Linked DNA regions of Mus musculus: region 2 is linked to region 1. A link is a loop called in an ENCODE intact Hi-C map of the cell type or tissue named here. Cell type or tissue: heart. All regions are shown on one strand.

What was found. A loop is a pair of places that touch in the nucleus more often than their neighbours do. Peaks named below come from ENCODE experiments on the same cell type or tissue, not always from the same donor. Only the 100,000 strongest peaks of a DNase experiment are listed, where the experiment ranks them.
Region 2: a loop joins it to region 1, with 3 times the contacts of the local background. A loop is called at or near these places in 28 of 42 quality-filtered maps.

The regions. Positions count from the first base shown.
Region 1 is chr10:91,081,488-91,083,987 of GRCm38, reverse strand. It overlaps Apaf1 (apoptotic peptidase activating factor 1), which reads left to right and starts at 1,245. Exons shown (of 27, transcript NM_009684.2): 1 at 1,245-1,805. It overlaps Ikbip (IKBKB interacting protein), which reads right to left and starts at 949. Exons shown (of 3, transcript NM_026166.2): 1 at 692-949. The coding sequence starts at 861. In heart, no CTCF peak of the experiment used is centred here; a DNase peak (open chromatin) is centred at 1,037; H3K4me3 peaks cover 2,207 bases; H3K27ac peaks cover 1,988 bases.
Region 2 is chr10:91,140,289-91,142,788 of GRCm38, reverse strand. No RefSeq gene overlaps it. Among named protein-coding and RNA genes, the nearest start is that of Slc25a3, 18 kb to the right of the region's middle. In heart, a CTCF peak has its summit at 1,036 (motif pointing right); no DNase peak of the experiment used is centred here.

The sequences.
Region 1 (2,500 bases):
ACACAGAGAAACCCTGTATCAAAAAACTAAAACAACAACAATAAGAAAACACGAATGTTTAGTCTTAAGGGAAAACATATTCTTTACAATGTTACATACAGTTCAACTTGTAATTTAGGAGTAAGACTATATAGTCTTTTATAGCTGTTAAGAACATGCATGTCTGGTGTCTTACAACCATTGGTAACTCCAGCTTCTTGGATTTGACACTCTCTTGCGGGATCCTCGCGCACCTGCACACACGTGCACAAATACACTGACACTCATACACATAAACAAGAATAAATCTTTAAAAAAGGACTATAGTTTTAATGTAGGCACACAGCTCTAAATAGGAGAAAGTCTCATTAGCATTTATCGCTCAGCAACAACGAACTTTTTTTTATTAGGCTGCAGACATTTTAAGAGTGCGATTTTTGGTGGAGGGTGGAGCAAACTCATCCGCAAAGCTACAGAGTGGACGGGAAGTAGTGGTTTTTAGGTATGTGCAAACTTGTGACGTGCAGTAGTAGATGCTTAATAAAGTGTGGGCCGAGTCCTGGGTGACATGTTCCCAGACTTTAGAGGGCAGCGACAGGAGCATGCTACCAGAACATTGTTAAAAGAGCGTATTCAAGCGAGAGTGGGTTGGCTCGAGGTGCTAGGCGCCCACGCGAGGCCCGACCCACGGCCTGCAGCATCGCACACTTACCAGGCCAGGCCCAGGGTCATCGCCAGAGACAGCAGGCTGAGCCCAGTGCGGGGGTCCGCCCAGCCCGCGTCCCCCCGCGCCTCGGGGTTTTTCCTGCCATCACTCCGCTTCTCGGGCTCAGGAGCAGCCACTTTGGGCCCCGGCTTCTTTCGGCTCTTCACTTCGGACATGTCTGGATCCCTGAAGATCTTGAAGCCAGGATGGCTTTGGAGGGGGGCCGTGGGACGTGGCTGCAGAGCAGCTTCGGAAGGCCACGCCCACCAAGGCTGTGCCCCGCCCTCAAGCGGCTGGCCCCGCCTCTGGATTCCGCTACCCGACTGAGTCTGCGGGAGACCCAAGCTCGCGGGTGCGCGCAGGTTGCGGAGAGGCGCGTAGAGGGGGCGGGGCCGAGAGTGCCACGTCTAGCTGGGCGCGAGCCCGCGGCTTAGCCCCACCCCACCGCGCATGCGAGAACGCTCAACCAGGGCTTGCGGTCACGCGCCGGGCGGGGCGCGCGCGCGCGGCCGCGGCGGCGGGCCCTGGGCGAGTGAATTTGCGTGCCCGGGCGCGCGCTGTGTGGACTGGGCGGGCCCAGCGGTGTTTGAGTGCTCCGCGGTCCTGAGGCAGAGACCAGGAGGCAGCTAGAGGAGCAGACGTCTCACTCCGCTCGCGGAAGGGTGTGAGAGGGGTGTGTGGGGGTCGGCAGCGAGGGGTGTGTGCCATCAGCCACCGGCGACGATCTGAGACAGTCGCAGCGGCTTTCCGAGCGGCGTCCGCTTCCCGCCCGGGCAGCTCCCGCCAGAGGGGTGAAGCGGCGACTGGAGTGGCCGTGCTTTTGTGCCCTGGGTCCCGGTACCCTCCCCTGGTGCGGCCCGAGGCAAGCCCACCGAGGTGACCACCCCTCGACGCCGCTTGGAGATCCCGGGCATCCACCCTGCGCCCCGAGCAGCTGATACCCAGGGAGGTGTCAGGACCTGCCCGGGGCGCGGGGTCGCCGGAAGCCAGGCGGGAGCCCCGGCTGCTTTCTGGCAATCTAGTCTCATAAGTGACCCTCCCTGGGCTGCTTTCTTTCGATTATCATCAGTGACCCTCCCCCGGCTGCTCTTCCCAGCACAACTCCGGTGCAAAGGCTTGGGTAAGTTTACTGCCTCGGTCTCACCTCCCCAAGCTCCTCTGGGCAGGCTCTTTGCAAGTTCTGTTGTAGCTCCCAGGGACTGAAAGATCAGGGGACGCGGGATGTTTGGTAATCATCCTCCTGCTCTTGTACCAGGAAGAGAAATTATCTAAGGAGGAAGTAGACCACTATTACTGTTTTCCTGGATAGACTTAGCCTTTATATTGTGGTCTGTATCTCGGACCAGTTTTGGCTTTCTGTTTTGTTGTGGCCACAAAGAGGTTGTGGCCCTGGGAATTTGCCCATAGTATTCCAGTTTGTGTAAAGTTTGAAAAAAGTTGTTTAAAATTTATATAATTTATGGCTGGGCATGGTGGTGCACGCCTTTAATCCTAGCACTCGGGAGGCAGAGGCAGGTGGATTTCTGAGTTCGAGGCCAGTCTGGTCTACAAAGTGAGTTCCAGGACAGCCAGGGCTATACAGAGAAACCCTGTCTCGAAAAACCAAAAAAAAAAAAAAAAAAAAAAAAAAAAAAAAACCAAAACAAAAAAAATATTATATATATATATATAATTTATGTATATGAGTTCAGTAAGGCTAGAGAAAATTGGAACTTAGTTGTCAAAGTGTTTTTTGTTTTTGTTTTTTTTTTTTTTTTTGGAGACAGGGTTTCTCTGTGTAGCCCTGGCTGTTCTGGAACTCACTCTGTAGACCAG
Region 2 (2,500 bases), 59 kb before region 1:
CATGGGCTGTCGAATCCTGCCAACCATCTCTGCGGGAGTATTAATTTCCAAACCAAAACAACAATTCCACATTCTTAAAGCCAAAGTAGAAGGTCATAGGCGGCAGCAACAACTGTCTCTCAGCTTCAGGGGACCTGACACCCTTGCACAGGCAAGATGTTCAAGGCACAACATGCAGGCAAAACATCAATGCATATGAGACAAATCATTTAAAAAATTTTTTAAACTAGGGCTGGTGAGATGGCTCAGTGGGTTAGAGCACCCGACTGCTCTTCCGATGGTCCAGAGTTCAAATCCCAGCAACCACATGGTGGCTCACAACCATCCGTAACAAGATCTGACTCCCTCTTCTGGAGTGTCTGAAGACAGCTACAGTGTACTTACATATAATAAATAAATAAGTCTTTAAAAAAAAAAAAAATTTTTAAACTAAACAAAGAGCTGGGCACCAGGGTCAAGTTTCAGTAGTCTCACCTGTTCTTTGAACCCAGAGTTCAAGGTCACTCCGGGTAACAAAGATTTGTTGAATGTGACCTGAGACTACATCTTCCCAAAGAAAGTACACAAATACCCCTGAAGCATATGGGAAGATTCTCAACATCATTATTCATCCGTGGAAAAAGTGCCTCGTAATCTTAAAAAAATCAGAATTCCTAAGTACTGATTGGTTAGAGTGTCTACATCAGAATTTCAAAGTATTGCTGGCGCCAGTTGTGGTAGCACATGCTTCTAATTCCAGCACTTGCTCGGGAGGCAGAGGCAGGGGGATTTCTGTGAGTTCATGGCTGGCCTGATCTACATAAGTAAGTTCCAAGACAACCAGAGTGAGATCCTGTCTCAAAATAGACAAAATATAGAGCTAAGTGGCAGACACTTGTAATTCTGGCACTTGGGACGCTTAGGCAAGAGGGTTGTGAGTTGGGGCAACCCTAAGCTACAATATAGCAAGACGCCATCTCAAACAAATACACTGATCAGTCAAATATAGGAAAAATCACCAAAAATGTGATCTGAAGGGTTTTACCAGAAGGGTACACTAGGTGTCACTATATAACTCTGTGTAGTAGGCAATGTCTGGTTACTGTAGGGGAAGCCTTGTTAAATATGGCCTATCAGTTGTAAGAAGGAATTGAGTTCCTGTTAATTTTGTTTTTATTAAGTTCTAGGTCAAAAGTACTATTAAGAATGAGGCTTGCAGTCTCAGCTCTTGGGAGGCTAAGGCAAACGGATCCTCAGCCTGGGCTCCATAGCAAGCCTCAGCCATGCTGGGCTGTGTAGCTGGGTTCTGTGTCAGAACCAGAACCAAACAACAGAGCCAAACTGATTAGGCTTTATTGGGTTTCTGCCATCTGAGTAAAGTTGGCGCACAGGTAGATTAGTATAAAAGTCAGTTGAGCCAGACAGTGATGGCGCTGGCCTCTAATCCCAACACCTGGGGAGCAGAGGCAGGTGGATCTCTTGAGTTCAAGGCCAGCCTGGTCTAGAGAGCTAGATCCAGGACAGGTCAGTTGATATTCAATAAACAACCTTTTATTACATCGTTTCTATTCATAATAATAAAAACTCTACAACACAGCTAGGCTTGGAGAGAGATGAGGAGGGACAGAACCAAAAGAGAAGACGCTGACTGGGAAGAGGAGGGGTGCTGCCCTGAGCTGCAGAGGAGTGGTCTGCTTAGGATAGACACCATTAGGGGACCCAAATGCCTGTGGCTTCCCTAGTGTTCCTGTGACAGTACACATGAAAACCTGGGAAACATTTGGCTTTGGTTTCACGTTTGCAACGGACAAGATATAAAATCATTATCAAATTTGCCCAGAGAGATGGCCAGCCCACCTGGTGCCGTGTGTGTGTGTGTGTGTGTGTGTGTGTGTGTGTATGTGTTGTTCCTCGCATGCACATGCATTGTGGGTTTTTTTTTCTTTTTTGTTTGTTTTTCCTTAAGACAGGGCTTCTCGGGCTGGTGAGATGGCTCAGCGGTTAAGAGCACCGACTGCTCTTCCAAAGGTCCTGAGTTCAAATCCCAGAAACCACATGGTGGCTTACAACCATCCATAATGAAATCTGATGCCCTCTTCTGGAGTGTCTGAAGACAGCTACAGTGTACTTACATATAATAATAAATAAATGAATAAATAAGTAAATACTTTAAAAAAAGAAAAAAGACAGGGCTTCTCTGTGTAGCCCTGGCTGTCCTGGAACTCTCTGTACACCAGGCTGGCCTCCAACTCATAGACATCGGCCTGCTTCTGCCTCCTGAGTGCTGGAATTAAAGGTGAGCACCATCACCTCCTGGCTAGTTCTTTCCTTTTCGAAAAGTATTATTGTGTGTGCAAAGGTTGCGTGTGTGTGGAGGGCAGAGGACAACTTTATTGAACTGGTTCTCTCTTCCTTGATGTGGGATCTGGATAGCAAGCTCTCCACCTTTATGTGGGTTCCACATAGCAAATTCAAACTTTCTGGCAAAATGTTTTTACCCCCTGAACCGTCTGCAGGAACC